2 separate regions of the Homo sapiens genome follow, and region 2 is linked to region 1. The links are chromatin loops, found by intact Hi-C in ENCODE. Cell type or tissue: IMR-90. All regions are shown on one strand. Each heading gives the region's core, and the rest is flanking DNA. Links, peaks and the distances in the headings are about the cores only.

Region 1 (5,391 bases), core at 152-5,151:
ACTAAAAACTAATAAATATAGGTTAAAAATAGACATTTAAATAGAGTCTCTCTGGGAAGGAGTGAACGGCTGAATTTCAGCTTTTTCCTGGTCCTTTTGGTTAATTCAGCATTCATAATTATGTTAGACAAATCCTTGGATGAAAAGCATCCTATATACTACACACAGAGCAGGTGCATCTCGAAGGGTGTAGCGGGGAGGAGGAAGGAGTGGAATAGAAGAAGAGGAGATAGCCTTGACATCAGGATCTGGCCTGGGATCCAGTGTCCCGAGGGTGCCTAGGACAGTCCACAATATGGAACAAGAATCGTAAAAAGCAACTTCACCCACTATGAAAGTTTGCCCAGGACCAGCTGTGAAGGGAAGATGTGTTTGTGTCTTCATTTTCCCCCACCTACTCGTGTTAAGCATTGAAGAACTGCAGAGCAGCACCAAAATCTTCTCTCTTAATTTTATATTTTGTGCTACAAATACCTTCTATTTTATTTACTAACAGTATGTTTTAGTGACTTCAACCCACAAAATTGCTTTGCATATTCACTTAACCTGACAAATACTTTTTACAGGCTTGTTAAGAGATTCATGTCCTTGAGATGTTTGGGAAGGGATTGTAATGCCCATCTTTCTTGGGCTCTTACTAGATACGTAACTTATAATGAAAAAAAGAAAAGAAAAGAAAAAAAGGCATAGAGCTCTACCTAAGCTGCTAAGAATATGCCATGAGCCTGATCTCTCAAAATGTTCTCCTTTTTCTCTCTCCCAGGGACGTAGGACAGTTTCTTGTGGATACTTAACAAACAGCTTTTGTTAAATATCTCTTATTTTTATAGATTCTTGTAATTTTCAGAGCACGTCCATGAATGTTATACTATCTGCTGTGCCTGACAATTCTGAGGAGGAAGATGGGTGGGAGCAGTTACCCTTAGTTTCATTTTGTCAGGGTGAGGAAACGGAAGCTCCTTAGGGGTCAGATGAATGTGAGGGCACGAGGTGGGATTAGAATCCACATCCTGTAATTTCTGGTGTTCAGGTCCTCATGCTGCCAGTACATTTCCAGGATCCTTCATCAGTTTGCCAGATAACAACTCCATGCTCTGAACATGATAACACATCTACGCTGACTAACTCTCAGGGCTGCTGTGGGTATCAAAGAGATGAATTATAAAAACATACTTTTAAAATGATGAAGCTATATAAATGTAGTTACTATGAAAGCATTTTTTATGTGTGTGTGTTAAATGCAAGGGGTCTATCTTCCTGAAACCATCATTAACCACTGGGATCTTACTGTGATCATTTGTTGGATATTCCAAAGTCCTAACTAATCCAGAATATTTAGAATGGAGGGTCTGTGGGAGAAGAATCCAGGGCAGTGGGATACCATCTGCTGAGAACAGAGGTGGTAGGGGAGCTCATATGAGAGTATCAAGTGCTGGAGTGAGAAGGAAAAATAATTCAAAGCCATTATTTGAAGTGGAAAGAAAATAACTTTTCAGTTTCTGGGACTAGACCTGCCTGAGTAAATCTAGGGGTGGGGTGGGGGAGGACACAGATTAGAGGTTTGAAGTGTGATTTGTTAGAGATTAGTAGTGTACAAAGTCAAAGTTTCCTATTAAAATACCCCCTCCCCCACATAAACACTCTCCATTCTATGGCTCCATGATCTCGTTTAATTTTCTTCTCAGCAGTGTTCATCCTCTGTGCTACCTGAAAGTTTATCATCTGTTTATAAGTACCAGTCTTACTCCACGGGAGTAGACATATCATCTGTCTTGTTTATCCCCCACCTCCGCCATGCCCAACACTGGCCAGTACATAGTGGGGGCTCCTTAAGTATCTGAGAATGAACGAAAAGAAATGCAGAATGGCTTGAAAGCCTATGCTTTGCCACTGGGTCATATTGCTTCCTTTGTTTTAATTTTTTAAATGGTATTTATCTCTTTTTTAATGACTTTATGAATGGTGTGGAGGAAAAACCACTTGAAAATTTGAGGATCAAGAATGCCACATTGCTTCAGAGACTCAGTTTGGGCTTCCTAGTTAGCTATTGGCATTGTCAAAATACAGTGTTTCATTGTGAATATTTCTTGTCATTAGTATTCCACTGTAGACTCAGTTCAGTTATAGAAGCTATAGATGAGAGAGCTTAATCTTTACTCTCAGGATAAGAATACTTGACATAGCAGAAAGTTATTGTCAGGTTCTTCTATGTGGTTTACCCCATTTCTCCCCAAAGCACAGACTAAACGGCAGGAAGCACGTCCAACCACTTCCAGCGCAGCCTCAAACCAAGTGCTGGTTCCCCTTGAGCAACCAGAACTGCAGTCTTCTAATGTGATAACTGGGTTAGTTTTGGGGTTCTGATTTGCCATATTTCACCCATCTGAAGGCTCATCATACACAGAATCCTTCACAGAAGGACATTTTCATGATCACTTGGCATAGTTGTGGTTACCTGCTTTTTTGCGACTATAACTCAGGAATCACAGGCTATGATTAATCCTCTGGTGGGCCTATCTGTGGACCCCAGTGGGGGTCATTTTAGTCTGGAGCTACAGCAAGCCTTTCTTGTTATCTTGACCCAGGATTTTTTACAATGATGACCTAATAATAGCTTATAATTTATGGAGGACTATGCCAAAAAGTCCCCTGGGCTCCAGAGAGGCAGGATGGGGTGGGGAGCAATCGAGGGAGAGAAAACAAATACAACACATAATTTCTTGAATGTAACTAATACAACCAAAATAAGCTGTTTTCTCCTTGAGTACAAAATACAGGATTTATAGATGCTGAGCTGAACAAAGGTTATAAAATACGGGCACTAACGGAGTTAGTGTTTTTAGATCATGTGCTAGAAAAGATGGGTGAACAATGCAAAGCATCTGATGGATTGAAATCCTTTTCTGGAATGAATCAGAGTATAAACAAGTAATACACAGCTTATGTTTCATTCCTGAGAAAAGGCAGGATGTGAGGTCTGTGTGCCGAGGAGCAGTGATGGGATTCCAGCTGGCGCTGTGCATAAATGCCAAGCACCATGATTTCATATCTATAATATGCACTACCCCAAACAGATATTAAAATTTTTTATGGCCACATGTAAGCTTTGCCTTTTAAATTGAGTTAGCATTTTATTTGTTCTCTTTTCTAAAAATACCAGTGGGCTTAAATTCATTTGTTTCTCATGCAGGGACCAGACATGGCAATGAAGTTTTGCTTTCTTATAGCCCCTATTTTCTTCTCTTGCATTTAGCAACAATGTGTCATTCTTTGTGCAGGGAGATCATGCACAGAGCCTCTTACCAATAGGCCTTGGTCTCTGTACTCTCTTCCTAATGGTTGTAATGGATTTGAATTGATTTAGGAGCCAGCAGTCAGCACCTACAGTATGACGTGCTGGGGCCATGAATGAGAGTAAGAAGCTCCATTTGTGAGAGTTGCCTCCTTAGCACTGTGTTGTGATCAACTGACTGAACTGGTCACCGACATTTGGCATTTGTCTATCATTAAACATCAGGTACTGCCCTAAGAGTCACAGTGCTAATTCTAAGCGCCATTGTGTGATCCCCACCCCCAGCAATTTGCAGTGTATGAACCAAGATTACTGTTGGGGGCAGGGTAGTGGAATTGTTTTAAAAAGGTGGACAAATCCATATATACACAAAACAATGAAGAACAAAAAATATCTCATGTAATTTACAAATATATAGAGAGAGATTCTGTGATGAATAAAACAAAATAATTTCAAAATCTTACAGAATCCATGGTAAATTCTGACACTATCATGTAGAGAATCCATGACATTTTTATATTAGAATTAGTCCTTGTGAAAAATAGAGAAAAGTCAAACCTATTGAGTCAGAAAGTACATCAGTGGTTGCCTGGGGCAGAGGGTGGAGATGAGGATTATCTGTAAATGGCCGTGAGGCATCTTACTGGGGTGATGAAATGTTCTAAAACTGGATTAGGGTAATGGTAGCAAGACTCAGTGAATTTACTAAAAATCATGAAATTGTATGTACTACAAATGGATGCATTTTATGGTATGTAAGTGATACCACCATAAAGCTGTTAAAAGATGCAGACTGAGACAGCATTAAAATAAAAACAACCCACCAGAAAACAGTGGTCCTTGAGATGTTTCATTTTTTTTTTTTTTTGAGACAGTGTCACACTCTGTCACTGAGGCTGAGTGTGATGGCATGATCATGGCTCACTGCAGCCTTGGCCTCCTGGGCTCAAGTGATCCTCCCATCTCAGCCTCCTGAGTAGCTGGGACAACAGGTGCATACCACCATGCCCAGCTAATTTAAAACTTTTTTTTTTTGTAGACACAGGGTCTCTCTATGTTGCCCAGGCTCATCTCGAACTCCTGGACTAAAGCGATCCTCCTGCCTTGGCCTCCCAAAGTGTGGGGATTACAGACGTGAGCCAGCACACCTGGCCACCTTCATTTCAAATGTGAAAAGGGAGAAATAAAAGTCATCAACTCAACATTATTTACAAATCATTCCTTAGAGACTGACACTCTTGTGAATGCTTCTGCTACACTCGATGCTCATTCCCTTTGCAATACACCCTGAGCCTCAAAAGAAAGGGAAATTTACACTCATTCACATAACACATGCATAACACCAACCCTCCAAACACAAAACACATGAACGCACACCTGTACAGCATGATGTTTCTACCAAGTGCCCTTGCTCTGGCCAACCTAGAGTATGTAAGAAGGCCTAGATAGAATAGAATAAAATATTTTTAGCTCTCTTCTCTTACACTGTGACTTTTATGGGACTGAGTAAAGTTGGCTGGTATGGGGTTGGGGCACTAATCCAAAGGCTCTGCAGGACTTCAGATTGGGCAGGACACATGCTGAGCATCCCTGCTCCCTGGACCACCTCCTGGTAAATGACATCATTGTTATCATCCTGATTCCCCTCCAGCTTTGTACTCAATGCCAGGTGCCCATGCAGTACTGCCCTTTGAGAGAAATAAGGAGTATGACTACCAACAAAAAACCCTTAAAAGTATTTAATAAAAAAACTCTTCCTTTGAGGAGAAAGAATAAAAGATGCAAAGAGCTTTGAAATGGATCTTTCCCAGGTTTTTACAGAATCTTTGGGTCGGCTGCATGCGGCCTATTCCCCACTGTTTCTTAGTATACGATAACAGGCAGTTATGGTGCCATTTATAGAGAAAATCTTGTAAATTCTGGTTGCTAGCCTTCTTTTGTTTCATTCTCTCCTCAAAAATGTTTGCCTTTGCAGGCTTCCTTTAACTCTAATGACATCATCTATTCATGGGAAAGTGTGCTGGAAAGTACAAAGCATTTAAACTCCAGACTGCTGCTTGCTAAAGTGAGGTTAAGATAAGGTCCTGTGGAAAGCCATT
Region 2 (5,391 bases), core at 185-5,184, 74 kb after region 1:
ATATTTTAAAATCCTATAGTAATACAATTAATAAATACAGAAAATGCCAGCTGATATAATAGAAAATTGTTCAAGACTCCAAAAATTAATCTGATCCCATTTCAAAGTGAAGCTAAAAAGATGTCCATGTTTTTAGTTGTGGAATTTAGAGTATGTGATGGGGCCTACTTGGAATCCTAGTAGACAGAGGAATTAAATAATAAAATTTGCATTACTCAGATCTATCATAGTGGTGGAAATGGACACTGCTCACCTTGTGAGCCTTGAATGAATCAATGTTGGATCACTGGCTTGCAATGGATGAAGCTTGGCAGGCGTGGTCTTCCTGAAGTGGCACTCCTCTAGACCAACACATGATACTCTTATTCCATCATAATCATACTACAGAGAATAGACCCCCATAAGGACCATAAATATTGTTTGTCTGTACTGTACTGCAGGTGATCAAAACTCTGGCAACCAATAGGATTTATTTTCTAGAGGACAGATACTACTCCAAAACAATACTAGATCAAAAAGGAAGGCTTTAAAAATTACACAGAAGTGTTTGTGGCAAAGATCCCTCTTTGTATGTGTAGGACTATAGGTATTAAGATTCGGAAGCAAGCAGAACAAGTTCTGCTATACTATTTGCCAGGAATCTATGTCCTCAAAATTCCTCTCCTCATTTAGAAAAACACAATTACAAAAACTCAGCCATAGAGTTTGCAGTTTGACATGTTGCTGATTCTACATGATAATTGATCACTTCAAAACTGACAGGACTTACATTAGGCTCTTGTTCTTAGTTTTAGTTTTAACAGGGGAACCAGGAAAGAAAGAAAGATTGCTCATCAGTGGCCATATTTGGCAAAGGCAAGACTCTCTTCCCCCAATTCATTCATCCTGATAGAGATTGACACAGACCAGATGTTATTCCAATGTTAAAATTACATTGTTTTCATAACAAAGTCAGCTTATATTACTCTTCAAGAGATCACACTAATGCTCCTTTGTATACTGTTATGAGGAGGGTGAGTTAGATCTTTCCAGAGGACTTGCCAAGCACAAACTATAAGAAGAGTTAAGATTTTCTCAAGGCATTCACTAGCTGGCTTACAATCTACATATCTATGTGTCTCTGCAGCACATAGAGGATTTCAAGTCATTGATATATATATATATATATTTATATATATATATAAATATATATATATTTTTTTATATATATATATAAATATATATATATATATATATATATATATAACCTCTTTTAGTAATTTCTGATACTTAGAAGAAATTACAGGTACTTGTTCTTCAGGTAGGTTGAGAGCTAGCGATTTCATTGGCTAGAGCTTTTTTGTTGCTTATTTTCTTTGTCCTTTCCTCTCAGGTCATGGTGACCTTAAATTATGATTCCAATGCTTAAGAGTTTTATGTGTGCTATTTTTCCCATGTAACATCTGGAACTTGGAAGGTAAAAATTCCAAATCAAGGGCCAGAATCCATATGGGCTCAGCACATGTAAACCATAATTTTGGAAGCTTAGTCCCTCTTAGCCCCCTTATCATTGCTGCATTCCCACTTACTATATCACCTCTGTGGCCTTGATGGCAAGTTTGGGAACTGAGAACTCCTGAAAATGCCAACAAGCAGTCATCTTCAGGGGATTCTAATAGTAAAAGGCCAAATGAAGACATTCCTTGCTGACCAAGTCACCATAACTCTTAAACTATTGCCGTGAGCCAGAAGAAGGAATTTTTTTCTTTTAGCTTTAGAGACTTTGTCCTTAATTGACTTCATGCTTCTTATTACTCACAATATTCATTTTTATATAGTCGGTTTATATTGTAGAAAACAACCCACTTAAATATTTATATATGATAAAACTGGTGAGTATGAGTGAGATTATAAAACAAGTTAATATATTTAATATTACAAAGAATGCTAACATTTCTTTATTTCCACACAACACTCTCTTCTCTTCTTTTATTCTCTTCTCTTTTTGCCTTTAAGCAAAATAAAAAAGACTCAAAGTAAGGGCGAGAATTATAATGCCAAAATACTCAGGAATATCATTCAAATCTTGAACGGAGACCCCCACTCCCTCAAAAAAAAAAGAAAAGAAAAAAGTTATCCATAAATAATGTACTTCTCCTTCAAGATTACTAGGTTATGTAAGATAAATGCCACCATTTTCTCCTCATGCTACTTAATCTAAGAAGTCTTATGATTTTCTGTTTTTCAATTTCTTATGTTTTCAATTTCTTGTGACTTGTCAAAGGTATGACTGGTTGGGTTCTAATCAATATTTTTCTACTCATTCAACACTATTTGGCTCTAAAACCAAAACAAAATTCAATTTACAAATATATTATTTTTGTGGTAAATTTTAGATTGTCTATTACTCCAAACCAGAGATTTTAATGCTAATGTTTGTTTTGAGGAGAAATGAGAATTAAGCTTGATCTTGATGATCAACCACAGCAAAATTATCTCCAGTTAGGAAACACCAGTCTAAATTGAAGGTATAGTATGTCTCCACTTTCCCTGAATGACTACATGGTATTTTACTAAGCTTTGCCTTTGTAAGTACACACAGAAGGGTTCTTGACTATTCTGGCTTGAAGAACTTATGCTGAAATGAGTCATGTAAACCATGGCAGAGAGTCACAAAACTGGAAACATGGAAGGCTGTATGGTCATAGAAACACCTTACCAGTAGAGTACCCTGAAGAAGACTTCTTGTTAGCATTTGCATGAGTTCTTGGTCCCCAAACTTACCATCAAGGCCACAGAGGTAATAAAGTCAATGGGAAAGCAGCAATGATAAGGGGGTCAGGAGGTCATAACACAAACTATTGGAGGAGTTAAGATTTTCTCAGAGCATTCTCTAGCTGGCTTACAACCTACATATCTATGTGCCTCTTTGCAGCACATGGAGGATTTCAACACTGAACATTTGAACATTAGATATATAAAAGCATGTGTATATGCATGCATGCTGGTGTGTGTACACATGCTGGTGTGTGTACACGTGGAGGTGTGTGCACCCTAGACCTTTTTTGCTATACTATCCTTAGAGGATGTGTTTCCAAAGATTAGATCAGCACCATGGAGCAAAGTGCAAGGAATGAAAATTAATCCAGTGTTAACAGCTTTATACAGTAAGAAGAGTAGGTCAAAATGTTTAAAATTCTCATTGGGATCTATGAACAATTTTTTATGCTATCCTCTCCACCTCAAATGTCCTACTTCCACATCCTTGCACGTCCAAATCTTGCTCAATCCTTTTAGATATAGCTGTTAGGACACCCCTTCACAAAGCTATCTGTGATTTATCACTCAGAATTACCTCTTTTCTGAATTTACCATCAGATTTTTTTCTGTAAATTCACATGGTATAGATCACTTCCTGACTTGTATGGTGATTATGTTTCTACCTGATTGTTAATAGTGAACTATAAACATCTTCAGAACAAAATCCCTGTCTGCTTCAACTTTGCATTTCTGAATAGAAGGGGAAACAATCAAGAAATATTTACTGAATCAAAATATATAATGGTGGCCATATATTTTATCCTTTTTTTCTAAGCTAATAGCATTTCTCCCACTCTTAAAAGGCATATGCAGAAATCACCAAGGGTGATGTGACAGCATAACATTAGCAAAGTTTAAAAGTACACAAGAGCTAAACTGTGGATACCCACACAAACAGGGAGAGACCTACTTCCTGGTGTCAATGAAATTACAGCTCTAAAGAGCCAATATGTCATTTAATTTAAAAGTCACTGTTCATGAATTGCAATTACCCTCTGGCCTGCAAGCATGTGTTCATAGCTAAGAAATTTTCTCTATGCCCAGGTAGAATATATTGCTGGCTTTTCCAGGGGAACCTAATGCCAAATAGAATGGCACCTACATAACCAACTTGAGGCATGCTTTAAAAAGTGTCCCTGTGATAAGCCACAAGAAATGACAGACTATGTTGAGGAACTCAGTGACTCTACAGCCATGCTAGGCTTGGAGCCCACTCAGACAACAACATGGGATTGTTGTTTTTAAGCCAATTGCTCACAGTCGATAAAACAAAAGGATTAAACTTTTGACAGACTTTCCCTATTCTCACCAACTGGCTAATGCTAGTGCTGCTTTGCTCAGGCCTCCTTAAGCATGTTTACTTGCAATTCCTTCCAAATGTCACTTACTAGAAACTGCATTCCTGATTCTGGAGGTAATAATCCTGGAGACACAGCTTTCATCAGCTAATGGGTAGTGACTCAGAGTATATCCAGAGACAAACAAATTAAAGAGCATGGAAGATTGGAGCAAACAGCTAAAGAACTTTGTTGTGATATATTTAGAAAGCAGGCATTCTGTTCCCCAATAACATTGTGCTAATATTGGTGCTTTCCATTTACTGGATTTGATTGCCAGCAAAACCTAAACAGAAATGTTTTACATCCATAAACTACTCCCAAATCATTGGTCTGAAAAAATGCCATTCTGTAATATGCCTACTGCTAACACTTCCATTAGTTGCTCAAGAGAAATGCAAGAATAGCTTAGAGGAGTCTTAGCCAAAAATATATAATTCTGACATATGGAGAAAACCAATGCAATAATTTACAAAAGATTAACTGTTAAAGTGCTGCTAAAGGTTGGGGGGATTACTTTAATCAAATGCCTGCATTCTAATATGGTGAGGGTTATTTTATTTTGAGACAGGGTCTTGTTTTGTCACCCATGCTAGAGTGCAGTGACATGACCATGGCTCACTGCAGCCTCAACCTTCTGGGCTCAAATGATCCTCTACCTCATCCTCTGGAGTAGCTGGGACTACATGCATGAACTACCACACCTGGCTAATTTTTTAATTAAAAATTTTTTTTTTGTAGAGATGAGGTTTCACTATGTTACTCAAGCTGGTCTCAAACTCTTGGGCTCAAGTGATCCTCTAGCCTTGGCCTCCCAAAGTGCTGGGATTATAGGTGTGAGCCACCGTGCCCAGCTGGTGAAGGTTGAAAACAATTTTACAAACCACATTTAAGTGAGGAAGAAAAACATGTAGAAAGATCCCTGTGTTCTTTAGATGACATTTGAAAAATGCACACATGCTTTTAAAAGCCATTTGTTGCACTTACTCTTCAGGAGGTATGCTTAAATGTCTGTTCAGAAAACATCTTAAATTTGGGATACATTGTTCTGTCTTTTAAGATTGCTTTAGACTGCTACTTACTTTAAAAGAATTGTGAGATTACTCTAGGTGTATGTTTATAAAAAATTCAAAGTTCAGAAAATTCCTGTAAGCCCCTTAAGAGCATTTTAATTGTAGCATTTTTCCTATGATCCTTTAAGAAAATCCGCTACGGGTTTTCAGATTATGTTTCCACCCCAGTTGAGAGTAACCAC

Evidence for each region. A loop is a pair of places that touch in the nucleus more often than their neighbours do. Peaks named below come from ENCODE experiments on the same cell type or tissue, not always from the same donor. Only the 100,000 strongest peaks of a DNase experiment are listed, where the experiment ranks them.
Region 2: a loop joins it to region 1, with 3.0 times the contacts of the local background. A loop is called at or near these places in 1 of 110 quality-filtered maps.

What each region holds. Positions count from the first base shown.
Region 1 is chr2:40,125,090-40,130,480 of GRCh38, forward strand. The region is part of intron 10 of SLC8A1 (solute carrier family 8 member A1); the gene reads right to left. All of the region lies in intron 3 of SLC8A1-AS1 (SLC8A1 antisense RNA 1), which reads left to right. Among named protein-coding and RNA genes, the nearest start is that of SLC8A1-AS1, 210 kb to the left of the region's middle. In IMR-90, for the core only: no CTCF peak of the experiment used is centred there; a DNase peak (open chromatin) is centred at 2,972; H3K27ac peaks cover 4,673 bases.
Region 2 is chr2:40,199,024-40,204,414 of GRCh38, forward strand. All of the region lies in intron 2 of SLC8A1 (solute carrier family 8 member A1), which reads right to left. The region is part of intron 3 of SLC8A1-AS1 (SLC8A1 antisense RNA 1); the gene reads left to right. Among named protein-coding and RNA genes, the nearest start is that of SLC8A1, 250 kb to the right of the region's middle. In IMR-90, for the core only: no CTCF peak of the experiment used is centred there; DNase peaks (open chromatin) are centred at 968, 1,708 and 2,618; H3K27ac peaks cover 2,515 bases.